Regions from separate parts of the Mus musculus genome. Here region 1 is linked to region 2. The links are chromatin loops, found by intact Hi-C in ENCODE. Cell type or tissue: gastrocnemius. All regions are shown on one strand.

Region 1 (8,000 bases), 210 kb before region 2:
TGCATATCATGGCCTGTACACCACCCAGTAATAATAAATGTTTTCTTCCAAAGTGTCTTTGAACTTAAAACTTCCATACTGTGTGAAAATAACTTCATCAAAGGCTAGTAGTAAATCTCATTAGGTAGTGTAAAAACACTGTCAATATAAATATTTTTATTAATGAACAAGCTAATAAAGTGAAATCGGGTCCATATTTAGAAATTCTGTATTCCTAAAGGAGGAATTTGGAACTTAGATGTCATTTTTCTAACCTAATTAAATAATGATATTCTTTTCATAATAATAATATATAATATAAAAGTTAAAATAGGTTAGATATCGCATGAGTGTAGATTTTCAGTGTAAATATAAGTGAAGAATTTATTCTGGGTATACATGTTTTTTTCCTTTGTTGTAAATATCTCCATGTCCTAAGGAAGACATTAGTGATATAAAGTCTGCAGTAAACAAAAGATGTACTAGAAAAAAACTAACTAGTAATTAGATCATGACTATCTTGAAAATAATGTTTAGCAATAATTATCAAATAATATTGGGTAATGAATTTCCTTCATTACCACCAGAGATATTTCAAAATCCTTTCCCCCTTTTACTAGGTACTTACAAGCAGACATAGAAGCCTTTGACATCAGAGAATTGACACCCAAATTTGATGTGATTCTCCTGGAGCCCCCTCTGGAAGAATACTATAGAGAGACTGGCATCACTGCGAATGAGAAATGCTGGACCTGGGATGATGTACGGTGAAACGCTACACACTGTAATGGCGTATTTACCTCCCAGAGAGTACACGCTTATTTGTCCAGAAAGCGGGGTTATGAGTACACTTCACTGTGGTTTCTTAGGAGCTTAGTCTTCTGTTTGACAGCCATTAATTAAGGTTTTGAAGGTTTTAATGAGATTAGTGAGATCATCTGATTGGCAAGAGGGCTGGACTAGAGGACAGTAAGTGTGAACCGTGGGAAGGCAGGAGACTTGGGGATACTCACGGGTCAGAGAAGAGTTGTGCAGATACCTGGACAAAAGTGGTCCTCCTACCTCAGTCACCCCAAACTGTCTGTGGCTATAGGCATATGACATTTCATTTTGTCTGTACCTTTGGGCTCTAATAACCTCTTACTATCTCTGCTTTTATTAGCTCTGTAGAAAATTCCATCATTCTGTAAATGTACTTTTTTTTGAACGCCTAAGAAAACAAGTATATGTATATGTCTTTTTGTACATGTATGTGTGTTGATTGTTGATAGAATAACAAACAGCATATCTAAATAACTTCAGGCATAGAGTTTATTTTCTATGCTATTTCCTAGAATATCTGAAGAATACATTTGTAGAGACCCTATTAAGTCTCAACAGTTATTGTTTGGATTTATGATAAGTGGGACACATTTGGTGCTATATTATTTTGATCTTCTTCTAGATTATGAAGTTAGAAATCGATGAGATTGCAGCACCTCGGTCATTTATATTTCTCTGGTGCGGTTCTGGGGAAGGATTGGACCTTGGGAGAGTAGTAAGTTGATGTTTGTGTTTTGTTCTTAATTTTTTTTTCAGGTGGATTCTTAAGTTAATTAGGAAAAGAACATAAAGGCTACAAAGATTAGTGTGCTTTTGCCTCCTTCATTTTTTTGACTAGCTTAAAAATACCAAGAATTATATAACACTGAGGTGATATAACATTATATCTGATATTTAGTCACAGTGACAAGAAAAGTAACATGCAAATAACTAAATGATGTATTTAACATCTGTATTATGCTTATATTTCTTATTTAACATCTGTATTATGCTTATATTTCTTATTTAACATCTGTATTATGCTTATATTTCTTATTTAACATCTGTATTATGCTTATATTTCTTATTTAACATCTGTATTATGCTTATATTTCTTATTTAACATCTGTATTATGCTTATATTTCTTATTTAACATCTGTATTATGCTTATATTTCTTATTTAACATTTCTTATTTAACATCTGTATTATGCTTATATTTCTTATTTAACATTTCTTATTTAACATCTGTATTATGCTTATATTTCTTATTTAACATTTCTTATTTAACATCTGTATTATGCTTATATTTCTTATTTAACATCTGTATTATGCTTATATTTCTTATTTAACATTTCTTATTTAACATCTGTATTATGCTTATATTTCTTATTTAACATTTCTTATTTAACATCTGTATTATGCTTATATTTCTTATTTAACATTTCTTATTTAACATCTGTATTATGCCTATATTTCTTTTGTGTCTGCTCTGAAATTGTTGGTTCCCCTCTATAAAACTTTTATTCTAGTTTATTTTATTTCTTTTATTGGATATTTTCTTTATTTACATTTCAAATGTTATCCCCTTTCCAGGTCTCCCCTCCAGAGCCCCCCGTCCCATATCCCCAACCCCTGCCTCTGTGAGGGTGCTCCCCCACCCACCCACCTTCCCGCCCTGGAATTCCCTTCACCTGGGCATTGAATCCCAACAGGACTAAGGGCTGCTCCTCCTCCTGATGTCCAACAAGGCCATCCTCTGCCACATATGTGGCCAGAGCCATGAGTCCCTCCATGTGTACTCTTTGGTTGGTGTTCTAGTCCCCGGGAGCTCTAGGTTCTAGCCTGTTGACACTGTTTCTTCCCTACATGGGCTGCAAACCCCTCAGCTGCTTCAGTCCCTTCTCCAACTCCTCTGTCTGTGACCCTGTTCTTAGTCCAATGGTTGGCGCTATAGAACTTCTTAATTCTGGTTATATTAAGTTTTTGTTTTGTTTTATTTTTTTAAGATTTAATTTTGAAATTATTTCTAGTGCTTGCGAAAGTGGGGTTACAGAAGATGTGAAGATATTTGTTGGATTAAAACCAATAAAAACAATCCTGGAAAGACAAAGACTCTAGATCCAAAGGCAGTTTTCCAGAGAACAAAGGTATTGTCTTTTTTATCTTGTTTTCTTTATTATTATTCTCTTAAACTTTTCTATATTACTATATACTGTGAAATTTATTTCAGCAATAATGCTTTTATGCTAGTAAAGTAGTGTGAGCATTACAGAAGTATACCCAAGATACCTTAAAAGTGTCTCCTTCCCAGTCCTGGGCCAGTGCACACTGTGCTAGACAGTGGCTTTCTGTATATTGTAAGCTGACATAATTCCAAGTTAGTTAGCTCTGGTCCACCTGACGCTCAGAAGCTTCCCTTCTGCACGCTTAGGAGGAAGAACTGACAGCGGAACTCAGTAGCCGACCATTAGAGTCATGCTTGCCTGCTCTCACCTTGTCTTCCCATGCAAGAACCACTAAGGGCTTCTGCTGCACATGACTGTCTCACTAGTGTAAGCTGAAAGAGCTTTTGCACATTACACCTTGGAAGCCACTAGAGGGCGCGTCTGTCTTCCTAAGTTTTCCTTGGACTCGATCATTTACATGACAGCATGTAGGAAATCCCCGGTTGGTGGAGCTGGAATTGCTCTGAGAGAGGTGTGCCTGGAGCCAGCCTCGAATCCCATCCTCCTTTCCCTGCAGCTTACTCACCACGTGTGTCCTTCCTGTCGGCCTTTTATAAACATGCTAGAGTCAGCACCTGTCCTAACTGTGTGAGCCCAGGAGGGCCATTGCAGCCCCACAATTATAGCTGCTTGGTGATAAGTGTATGCCCTGAAGGTGGGGTGGGTAGATTGTGTCATAGCTGAGCCCATGTGGAACAGAACTACAGTGGGAAGTGCAACATTACGTGGTGTGGGAAATCCTGCATACCTGCGTTGGAAGTGAAGTAGGATTTTAAAAGTATTTGAGTGACTGTAGAAGGGAAAAATGTTTTTCCCATTTTCTTGGCAGTTGTCTGAAAGCCAGAGATCTAGGATTTCCTGTCATAGTTTTATCACTAAACTATATCCCGACAATCCATAGAAGTAAGGATTGTTTTAGAACTGTTTAGAGTTGGTAAATGCTGTGAGATCCTGATTGTTGGTAATGAGAGCCATCGGTGTGCTTTGTCACAGGAGCATTGCCTGATGGGGATCAAAGGAACCGTGAAGCGAAGCACAGACGGGGACTTCATTCATGCTAATGTTGACATTGACTTAATTATCACAGAAGAACCTGAGATTGGCAATATAGAAAAACCAGTAGAAATTTTTCATATAATAGAACATTTTTGTCTTGGTAGAAGACGCCTTCATCTCTTTGGGAGAGATAGCACTATCAGGCCAGGTGAGACCTCAGTTTTGATAAAAGACAGTTTTTTCCTTGAGATGTGGATTTTAAGTTATAGGACGTAGCCTGTGTAAAATAGAAGTCTTATGTATTTAATTCCTCTTTTTTCTAGCTCACATGTGAGCAATTTTATCTTAGCAAACTGAGAAGGCAAAGAATTCCCATGCACTCTCTGCCCCACACATGCATTACCCCCCATTATCATTGTTTCTCACATAACTATACAAAGTCTATCTTAGAATTGACATTGGCGGTGTCTGTGGATTTATATAAGTTGGTTATAGTGTATCCAACCGTTGTAATAGTACACTGAAAACGTTTTCTGCCTAAAAGTCCTCCCTACTCCACTTAGTTTTTGGCACCTCCTAATTATCCGAATTTTGGGGTACATTGTGATGTTTCTTTGCCTGTGTATAGTAACGTCAGGGTAATGTTGACTATGTCACCTCAGTTCTTTGTATTGGGGACATTTAAAAATCTATGCTTTTTGAAGTATTCAGTTATTACTCAGCTAAGCTGTGCATTGCTGTTTCCTGGATTCCTCACTGTCTGGTCTGCGGCCTTCTTCCCCTCACTCTTACCTGGCCTCTTGTAACCAGTGCTGTAGTCTCTGCATCCTTCATATGCACGTTTTGTTTCTACCTGTAAATGAGGATTTGTGGTGTGTGTTCTTTGCCTGACTTATTTCAGTTAACATAAAGCCTTCTAGTCCCATTACAGTCAATAACAGAATATATGACATTCAGTTTATCCATTCCTCCATCAGTGGACACCTAGGTCATTTCCGTAGCCTGCTTGTGTGAATAGTACTACAGGCTGCTTTTAGTTCCTTTAGATATGTACCCCAGGCGTAGGGTCTCTGAATCGTATGAAGTCCTCTTTCTAGTCCTTTGAGAGCCTCCGTAATGTGTTCCATAGTAAGTGTTGATCGGCCTTCCCATCAGTAGCTGTGGGAGCTCCCCTTCCTCAGCCTCTCCAGCCATACTAGTTCTTTTTCCTGTGATCATAGCCATTCTGACTGCAGCGGATGATACCTCATTGTGCTTTTGTTTGCTTAGTTATTAATGGTGGTGTGCATTTTTTTTCATAGCCTTAGCTGTGAGTGTTATCTTCTTGTGAGAAAAGCCATTGCCCACGGAAAGATGGCATGAGGAGGGCAACATGGCTATTTGGATATTTGTATAAGAGAAAAGCACATTTTTTCCTCAAATGAGAAATGAGAAAAACAGTCGTCCCATTTTCTTAAGTAGGGAAGATATATGTATATACTTTATTAACCCAACCCAAACATTGTGTATTAAAATATCTTTTCTAAGTGGTATTCTAACAACACAATACATAGATGAGGAACAATAAGGATGATATGTAACAAAAGCTATAATCTAGAACGAGAAACAAGGTATGTGCATATGGACCTTTTACAATAGGACATGCATGTTGTATGTTCTACACCAGAGGTGATGGCTGTGTGTGTAACTGAGCCATCTTTGAGAGTGTGTTAAGGATTTGAACTAGCCCCTAAAGACCACCAAAAGAGGAAGGAGATGGAAAATATTTTCTGTTTTCCCCGCTTTATTTCAGGCTGGCTCACAGTTGGACCAACGCTTACAAACAGTAACTACAATGCAGAAACATATGCATCGTATTTCAGTGCCCCCAACTCATACTTGACCGGATGTACAGAGGAAATCGAGAGGCTTCGACCGAAGTCACCTCCTCCCAAGTCCAAGTCTGACCGTGGGGGTGGAGCTCCCAGAGGTGGAGGAAGGGGGGGAACATCTGCTGGCCGTGGTCGGGAAAGAAACCGATCCAATTTCCGAGGAGAGAGAGGTGGCTTTAGGGGGGGCCGTGGAGGCACGCACAGAGGCGGCTTTACTCCTCGGTAGCTCTTACACTTGCATCTTTATCACAGTGGAGACTTGCTTCAGAGCTCACTCCCAGCTTGTACTTTGCTTTAGTTTCTCATGCTGCCAGAAAGATCTTAGCCACCCCACCCCACCCCAGGGACTGGCAGTTGTCACAGACTGAGCTTTTGCTCAGGGTGGGTGAGTCACGTGTGCGCAACACCCCGACCTGACTTGACTGATTCCAGTCAAGGCTTTGGCTTCCTGGAAATGGCTGCGCAGAGGCTTCGGCATCTCAGAGGAGTGGCAGGAGTGGGTGCTGTGTTCCCTGTCATGGCTGCACGGCAGCAGGAGGCTGGGAACCCGGGTAGAACAGAATTAGAGAGGTGGTCACTGTGTTGGGCCTTTAATGTTTTCTTGTTGAAACACTAAAAAGAGAAGAGTTTTTCCCCTTACTTTTAAATTCTAAAAAATAACATGAAGTATCATTTGAGTTCCCAGAACTCGGGAGGGGAAATGAAATCTCGTTCTTCCAGATCAGAATCTGAGGTGGTTGCAGTCGTCAGGGTAGGTAACGGGAGAGGCAGGCAGAGCATGGGATATTTCAAACAAAACCAAGCTTATCATAATGTAAATTAGCGGCTACAGATGGCTCCTGACCATGTGTCTTCAGAAGCAAGACAAGGCATGTATGTCTCCAGGTCGGAGTGTGAACCTGATCTTGGGCTAACCTAAGATAATTCAGATTTCTTAGCAAAGGCAAAAACAGATTTGGGGAGGGGCTGGTTTAAACGGTTGAGAAAATAAAATCTTGATGATGAGGAAATGACAAACATCTTTAAAGTTGTTACTAAAGAAAATTTAGGTAAAAGCAATTCCAGAAAACCCTTACGAATACAGCGTGGAAGAGGACCTGCAGTGTCCTTTGATTAGAACTATGTGGTGCAGAAGTCGCCGCAGGGCTGATGGGCAGATCTCTTGGCTGTGGGAAGCTTCGTGCTGTTGCCTTTCTACACCTTAAGTCCTATTTGATGGATTTGGATATGCCAGATGAGATAATGCCAATATTGTTCTGGGTAACTCCTTTTTTATTTTGCTATAACTTTTCTAATAAAAATTTAAACCTTTGAATTAAGTTTGTTTTCCTTAGATGCAGTTGCTATTGTTACCAAATGAAAAGGGGCCAACCTAAGGTGACACTCCTCCCTCGGGTTGCATTTGAGTGGCTGTTCTGTTCTACTGGTCAGTTATGGGCATGACAGCCATGAAACATACGGCTCGAAAGACTTACACTTTAAATGCTTCATGAATTTGGCTCTCCAACCAATTGGTGCTTTCTAGTACAGACAACCTTTAGGTATCACAGGTGGTTAGAATATTTGCTGTGATGTTGTTTTTAATTTCAGTAATTATAAATTATCTAAAAAGCAAAACTATGGGCCAGATTTGACCTGTAAGGTGAAGGTAGGAACTCCCACTTGTTCAGTGACGGCTTCTTCAGAGCTCTAAGGAATGTCCCTTCCATCAGACCAAATAGTTTTCACTGAATTACCATCTTCCAGAGGTCTGAGAGCCAACTTTTGTTTGTTCTTTTTCAAAATTGATAAAGAATAGTGGTTTAACTAACTCTCTGGCCATTTATTTAATAGTAGCCTAAATGGGAAAGGAAGTGTGCATTAGGAATACAGGGACAGTCGAGTGTCAGAGAGGATGGTGAGGAATGCTAAATGAGCAGGGAACTGACATACAGAAACCATTCTTTCTATTATTGTTGTTATTATTATTGATTTTCTTCATTTACATTTCAAATGCTATCCTAAAAGTCCCCTATGCCCCACCCCCGCCCTGCTCCCCAACCCACCAACTCCTGCTTCCTGGCCTTGGCATTCCCCTGTACTGGGGCATATAATCTTCACAAGACCATGGGCCTCTCCTCCCATTG
Region 2 (8,000 bases):
AACAAAAAAAAAAAACAGTAAGTTGAATAGATCGATGCGGTTCTTGGCATTCTTGAAGCCAGTGGCAGAGTAGGTCCTTTCATACAAAGCTCGGAGTTATTTACAGAGAGAATGGTAGTATTTAAGGAATTGGTCTTTAAAAGAGGAGCATCTGGCCCCTTCTTAGCCAGTTACTGCGGCATAGTAATCACGCATCCTCACTTAGCATTGAGTGGTTTGCAGAGCTTAACCTGGTGACTTAATACACTCACATCACAAGTGGATATTGTGAAATATTGATATTTCATTTCAGAAAACAACAATGTAGGTGGTCCAGCTTCACTGTAGAGCCCTCTGATATCCCAGCTGATGTGGCTGGCTAATTCATTCCTCCTGTCCTCTGTATTGATCTCTGCTGTTTGCCCTGTGCTCTGGGAAGGACAGCCCTGAGGAATGATGTTCACTGCGCTTCCCTAAACCCTTGCAGCTGACTGAGTCTGCAGTCCCTGAGCCAGGCTTTTCCAGACCAGTGCCTCCCCTTCACTGTGTGAGGGCCTGGAGTCTGACCATGCTGGCTTTACACGTCCCACTCAATACCTTATGCTCAGGACCCAGTCCTTGTTCGGATTCCCTCACAAGCCCTTGGGTTGAGGTTTGGTGGCTTCTCTGGCCGACCAGACCATCTGAGGCTATTTGTAGAGCACCGTTGACTTCTGAGGAAAAGGGCTATAAAATACCATCTGATCTCAGCTGTCCAGGGAGGGTCTATGTTTTCCCTCATGGCTCTGGCACTTCTCTGGATAATTTCCTCAGCTATTAACCATGTCCTTAAGGCATCATAAAACATGTAGCATTTTATTTAAAGTTTATAATAGCAGAGCCTGTACAGCTGTTACCCCCTTTGAATTTAAACAACCCTTAAACTGCAATGCTAAAAACTACAGTCAACTTAAACCCTCAGTGTGTCTGTGTACCCGTAGCATCTTAGAAAGTGGAAATGCATTGTATGAAAAAGATAAGTGGCAAACCGATATCCCTCCCCTTCTAGTGGGAAAAAGGTAACAGTCAATGAATTAACTTGTAAATAAGATAGCACCATGTTCCCGGTGTTGGCTTTGGATCTTTGAGCATTCCCTTGTTTGGACTTGGAGGAATTCTCTGAGATTTCAGTCTGGGCTTGGAGGAAAAAAATCTCTCTGGGGTTTCAGCCTGGCTAAAAGAAGCTAGAACAAAGCAGGCCAGCTACAGAAAATGAAGCCAAGAGGTCCCATTGGGGGCCTAATGTGTGTTCTTTAAAGAAGAAAGAATTTGCTCCTGGGGTCAGGAGATTGTCAGGAAGCCCTTGAAGTTGCTAATGCTGATCAGACCTGCTGGGGGCCAGACAGATGAGCCAGTCCAGAGGCAAGGGCTCTGGCATTGCCGATCTCCCAGTCTCCTTTTCTCCCAGAGGTCACTGTCAAACCAGAAGCTCCTGACAGGGTTTGCAGTATACAGGGTTATATCAACACCTCTAACTCAGTGGGGAAAGGGAGGGGTGCATTCGCCAGGCTTTGCAAAGGTCTGAGTGTATTTTCAGTCCTTTTTAGTAAAATCCCTTCCTGGGGTATTCTAGGAAAGAAGGGAGCTAACTTTGTGAGGGTTTGCAAGCCTCATGGGGAGCAGGGTCCCCTACCTACTTTGGGGGACAGAGTGGAAGAGAAAATGGGATGACAGACCCACCCTTGTGGTGGTGTTTTGTTTCGGTGGTGTTAATGTTCTTCTTTGGTTTGCTTTTTGAGACAAGGTCTTACTATGAATTCATGCTGGCATCGAACACATCGTGGTGCCCAGGCTGGCATCAAACTCTGATCCTCCCTCCTCAGGCGCCCAAGTGCTGGGATTATAGACACATACTACCACACTTGGGTCTTGGGGTCGCACTTTTGAAGTACCTGGCTTATACTGACCTGATATGAATAGGGTTTTTTTGTTTTGTTTTGTTTTAATTTTGAAATGTAAGCTAGCAAAATGGTGCAGTCATTTAGTGCAAGGATTGCAACCGGAGTTCAAGCTCTGTAGTCCACGTAAAGGTGGGAGAAGAAAACCAACTCCTGAAAGCTGTCCTCTGATCGCTACAGGCACATCGAGGGACAGCTATGCGCATGCGCAACCGCTACAGCATACTTGCAGACCTCCCCTTTCTAAGTGGGATATGAACTTTCGCAGAGGCAAGGCCAGGCAAGGTCAGACAATTCTGATCACTCCTGGATCTTCCAGGAGAGGGAAGAATTCCTCAACCATTCAACTGTGACAAAACATTAGATTTATGAATCAAACCGCTAGCAATTTGAATTATGTTATGGCAAAGTACACATATACATATACACATACCTAAGTCTCTGTAGGACAAGAAGAGTGAGGCTGTCAGTGTTTAAAGATATCTTGGCCTCTGCAGGTTCCTGATCCCAGTGACCTATCCAGGTCAGTTAAAGGGGGAGTAGGGTGGGCATAGACTTGTTGGCCTAAGATAGCCTCCCGAAACTCTTAAAATCTTTACTAACTAAATGTAACATGTGTTCCTGGTAGATTAGGAACATTTTAGACCAAGTTCCCAGTGCAGCATTTTTCTCTTAAGTATTTTTTATTATTACATATTACATTGAACTATATCTACACGTCTCTTAACATGCTACATAGATAATTCACTGTACTTTGAAAACTCTGTAAGGCTCCCCCAATACATTTGAGACTAAAAAGGAGGCGTGTTTCTGATCTTTTACATGTATAGTGTTGATTTTAAAATAGAAAACAGTTTGTAAGAAAAGAAATTTCTTTCCAGGTTATAATGAACGCCTAACATTGTCAATTAACAGTGCTTGTACTGCCTCCTGGTGGCCAGAAGGGAACACTGCATTTTAAAAGCTGAGACAGCACAAACTAGGGAGAGCCGCCTATTTATGGATATTACTGGTATTAATAGAGTATCACAAAGATTATTCTGTCCGGTGTGAGGAATCCCCACAGTAAAGTATCCAGGATCTTAAGATAAATAAGCACAATGGACTTGTGGATTTAGATTTTCTGCAATCTGAGAGTTTAAGTGATGGGTGTTCTTTCTACAAGGTCATTGGTATGCTAGCATGGCTCCTGACTTAAAAGCTGATTATAAGGACTTGGAAAAAAAGCCATCCATTTTTAAAACCTGAAAAAAGGTTGAAATGTCAACAAAAATTACCTTACATGAAAAAAATTACCTTACCTGCTTCTTTAGAAGTTAGATCAGTATGTGTGTGTGTGTGTGTGTGTGTGTGTGTGTGTGAGAGAGAGAGAGAGAGAGAGAGAGAGAGAGAGAGAGAGAGAGAGATGGGAAGTGTAAATATCTGATATGTGACCCAAGAGGTTTAGAACCACCACTGCCCTAGGCGTTTTTGTTTAATAATGATAGTAAATATTAATAGCCTTCGGAGCAGTTCACGTGTAGTTTGCACACATCCATCTAGCAAAGGCTTCGCTTGAAATGCATCTTGCTCCAGGATTGTTGATGGCTTTCTTCTTCTTACCAGTTACCTAGTGCGTGCTTTTCAGTGCATAGAAACATTGGGAGTAAACCACGTCTCCTTCACGGTGACCTTGAAATTTCGTGCCAGCATTGTGTTCCTGTGATGCTAAGGATCAGACTCGAGGCCTTGTATATGTGACATAAATGCTCTGCCACTGAGCTATACCCCAATACAGGAAAAGAAGCTCCCAGAGTGTTCCCCTACAGAACAGTCAGGAGCCCAAAAGCTTGACTGCTTCTGACCAGGGTCTGTGATACATTTACTAGTGACCAATAGCCTCACAGTCCTCAATACTTACTTGAACATGAGAATAAATTGTATTCCTTTTCATCTGGGCCCTCTGTGCCACGACGGGCTGCCGGGCTATTCCGATGCCCTGTCTTAACTTCTGTGAAGAGAAGAGCTCAGCAGACGCCTTCGCCTGCTCTTCCACTAATTGCATGGCCTCCTTTCTCAACAAGGAGAAAGAGGAAACCCGAGAGGAAGCTGATTACAGGCATCAGAAGTCCTTGACTGAGGCCAGTTACAAGAAGTCCCACAGAGCTTCATCAGAGGGCAAGTCCCTGGTGACCCTCCTCCGAGAGCAACCATGTGGATTCCTGGCCGGAGCTTCCAAGAGTTGTGACCACTTGGGAGAATTTATTGTGTTCTCTGAGTTCATAATTACAGAGCACCATGTCATGAATTCTTGTGAGGTCCCCTGAGGATTCCTTAATGGCATAATGAAGTCAAGCCAGTTATATCCCACGTCCTAGACCTTGCAGTCACATAACAGGAGGGATTGCTCCAAACTGCAAAACCAGCTGCTGTCATTGCTGTCGGCCATTTTGCCCCTATACTTCTTGGAGCCGTGTTCAGAGCTTCTTGGTCCTGGTGTAAGTAAAGTGCCTTGACTTGGCACAATAGAGTTCTCTGGTTTAGGACCTAACAAATTGGAAACCCAGTTTGCATCCAAACAAACTGTGAGTTGCTCTTACGTGTGACCACTTGAGGGCAGCACCGTCTTAGGAGCTCACAATCCAGCCAAAGTAGGAGCTACCCAGGGAGGTTTATATACTGCTGGAATTCTGGGACTAAACTGTAAGCGATTAGAAGACACTTCTGACATATCAGCTCTAATTCAGATGCGGAGATTTTTATTTATTTAACTGTAGTCTATAGATTTTTATATAAGATAAAATTGAGGCAGGCATGAGAGGTAAGCCAATTGTATGCCAAGAGATTTATTTATTCTGTGAATTAAAGTGTTAGTTTTAAAAACAGGTCCAGTATACAAGAAATAAAAGCACTAAATTAAAATATACCCCACAATTAAGCCTGAGACACCAGGAGTGTGTTCCCAAGTCCTTACACACATCTTGGGACACTGGATTCTTCACAGATGATAGATTCCCACTATGGCCTCATCAGGTAGGAAAGAAGGCCCGCTTGCTTTTTTCTCCTCATATTTTGAGGTAACTTTAGTATAAGCCTGAAGCAAGTAGGAAGGCAGGAGGAAGAGAGAGATGAAGCACGCTACTCTGTGTTTGAAAACCCACCAGCAGAGGTCTCCACCACAGGCAGGGCCCTGCCCACTTCCAGATGCGTTGGAGAGCTGGCCTTTTATAGCTTTCACGGGACACCAGGGAGGAGATGGAACTGAGCAGCTGCCAGTGCCCGGTGTGTCTAAGTTCTCTTTCCAAATGTCACTGCTTGTTTGGAAGGCATTATACACTCACCCCTCAGCTTATTTCTCTTCGTGGATCTTGCAGAACACAAACTGTCCTTAAAGACTTACCTTTAGCCAAAGTCCTTTAGGACCTGGGGTGTGACCCAGGCAGATCAGAGAGCAGGCAGATGCTAACCCCAAGTAACTTTTCAGTTGAGCCCAGACCTCAGTGTGTCCAGGAAAATCTCTTTTCTATTCCAAATTGATCATCTATAGAATTTCTCCCTCTGTTTTCTTGCAAACAAACTCATTCCCTTGAACATAGACCAATAGCACCTTTACTCTGCTCGTAGCAACGATGACTGGGAGTGAACTCTTTGGATTCCTCTTTATCTGAAACTCTACCCATCCCTTTGAGTCCCATCAAGGACCTTCCAGCAGACATCTCCCAAGCTGTCCTCCCTTGGGAAAGTTCTCTGCTCTTGTAGAAGAAGGACCACATTCCTCTTTCCTACCAACCGAGTGCTCCCAATTCCCACCAGGTCTCCAGGAAACAGTCTCCCTCCCTCCCCTTCCTCCATCCTGCCCTCGGTGGATCCTATCCCCGCTACTTGAGCAGCAACCTCTTCTGTGAGCCTTCCTCCTCAGGAGCCCAGAGCTCCTTCCCCAAATCACAGCCCTAAAGCCATGACATACGCGTTGATCTGAAACCTCCCACACCAATAAGATTTTAAAACGGATTTAAATATCTTTGTCACTTTAGGATGTTCAATCTGATTTGCTTGTTAGCCTGTGGGAGCTATAACAAGCATTTACAATGTATTGGGGGGTGGGGGGGCAGCTGAATAGAGCCAGGGGACTGCCTGTGATGGAGACCTCTGCTCCTCTGTTTTCAAGGACGGAATGGATGTACTGCTTTTCTTCCTGTGTGTGGGAGAAATATACACACACACACATACATACAAGTGCACACACACACACACATACAAGTGCACACACACATACATACAAGTGCACACACACACATACAAGTGCACACACACACATACATACAAACACACATGAATATACATACACATACACATACAAACATACATACACACACCAACACACACACATGGTGGGGGGTGGGCAAGGAAGGCCATAGGCAGCTTTAAGTATGTGTTCTTTCTAGGACCATCCTCTTTGTTTTTGAGACAGGGACTCCCATTGTCCCAGATCTAGTCAAACAGTCCAGTCTGCCCAGGGACTTAGCTGCCTTTACTGTGGCAGTGCTGGAATCACACGCATGTGCTACCAACCAGGCCTTTTGACGTAGGTTCTATGGACAAAACTCAGGTCTGCCTGCTTGAAGGGGAAGTGTACCGACCGAGCCGTCCCACAGCCCTCTTTTCGAATAATCCCTTCTCCTAGGTTCTAGAGAACACACACTCATCTTTGCCACTTTACCTCAGGTTCTCTCGGCCCACATCCTCCTTAAATGAGGGAGATCTTCAGCCATTGGCTCCTTAGTTTTCTCTGTACTCATTTTTACAGAGCTCACCCAATCCTACATGGTTAGGCCTCTTTGCCCTCAACGCCGCCATTTCTAACCCTCAGCTCTTTTCCAAGCTACAGCCATGGCTTTCGTTTCTACACCTGGACACTACATCTTAGGAAAAAATGACAAAGGTGAGTAAAACTCGGCAGCTTCCCAGCTCTGCATCCCAATATGATCCCCACCCAGACCTAAAGTCTCCCAGCAGGGTCTCCTCCATCTCTGATTCAGACCTCACTTTTATGAACAGATTAGACTTCATTATAGACACTCTGACAACACTCTACCTCAACCTGCCCATACCTGGACTTCTGAAACAATCATCAGCCTCGGGTCTCTCCCATCAGTGGCGTCCCTCCCCCTCCTTCCCAGCTAACATTGTCCATGAGCTCGCTCTTTCAAATTGGTCTGCGCACATGAAAACAAAACTGGCAACGTTAATTGCTTCTAAACTAAGTGGCTGGAAATAAGAAGAGAGGGAAGGGAAGGTTAGGAACCCTCTAGTCCTTCGGAAACCCTGAGACGGATGCTCTAGTTCAACATTCAATGTTATCTATTAAACTATCCACAAGAACCAAGTATAGGGTCAGCCTAGATGTTTGCCAACAGATAAATGGATAAGGAAAATATGTTCAGTGTGGTCACAGAAATGGCTCAGAGGATAAGAAAAAGACAGGCATATGCCATTTTCTCTTAAGTGGGTTCTAGATTGTGTGTGTGAGTGTAGTCTATATGTATCATTTATGTATATATAAATATTAATATGCATAGAGGATCATTTTTGTATAAATATATAATGTGAAAGTTAAAGCAGGATTATGGAAGAGGAAGAGGACCAGTAAGAAAGGAGAGAGGATATGGTCAAAGCCCATGATGGATTTGTCCCTGCCATCTCGTTGTTTAGTCAGCTTGACACAAGGCAGAGTCATCTTGGAGGACGGAACCTTAACTGAGAAACCGCCTTCATCAGATTGGCCTGTGGGGCCAGTTTGTTGTGAGGACATTGGTTTGATGCCTGTCTGACCTGTGAGGACTCAGCTCACTGTGGGTGGTGTCGCTCTGTAGGAGCTCCTGGGCTCTGTGAGCAAACAGGCTGAGCAGGCCATGAGGAGCAAGCCAGCGTGCTAACAATTCTTCACAGCTGCTCTCACACCCCATTTTCTTTTAAAACTTTTTTATATCTTTTTTCATTAATTAATTTTTTACACTCCATATTTTGTGTAAATCCCATCCACCCTCTGACTGATCTACATCCCATGCCTCCTCCCCAACCCCCTGTCTCCACGTGGATGCCCCC

The links. Peaks named below come from ENCODE experiments on the same cell type or tissue, not always from the same donor. Only the 100,000 strongest peaks of a DNase experiment are listed, where the experiment ranks them.
Region 1: a loop joins it to region 2, with 4 times the contacts of the local background. A loop is called at or near these places in 4 of 42 quality-filtered maps.

The regions. Positions count from the first base shown.
Region 1 is chr3:123,367,486-123,375,485 of GRCm38, reverse strand. It overlaps Mettl14 (methyltransferase like 14), which reads left to right. Exons shown (of 11, transcript NM_201638.2): 7 at 600-741; 8 at 1,424-1,516; 9 at 2,813-2,929; 10 at 4,001-4,211; 11 at 5,796-7,191. The coding sequence ends at 6,100. Among named protein-coding and RNA genes, the nearest start is that of Mettl14, 15 kb to the left of the region's middle. In gastrocnemius, a CTCF peak has its summit at 3,383 (motif pointing right); DNase peaks (open chromatin) are centred at 3,389 and 6,020.
Region 2 is chr3:123,155,848-123,163,847 of GRCm38, reverse strand. All of the region lies in intron 1 of Synpo2 (synaptopodin 2), which reads left to right. Among named protein-coding and RNA genes, the nearest start is that of Synpo2, 76 kb to the left of the region's middle. In gastrocnemius, CTCF peaks have their summits at 2,842 (motif pointing left), 4,500 (motif pointing right) and 5,064 (motif pointing right); DNase peaks (open chromatin) are centred at 2,851, 4,499 and 5,079; H3K4me3 peaks cover 998 bases; H3K27ac peaks cover 4,800 bases.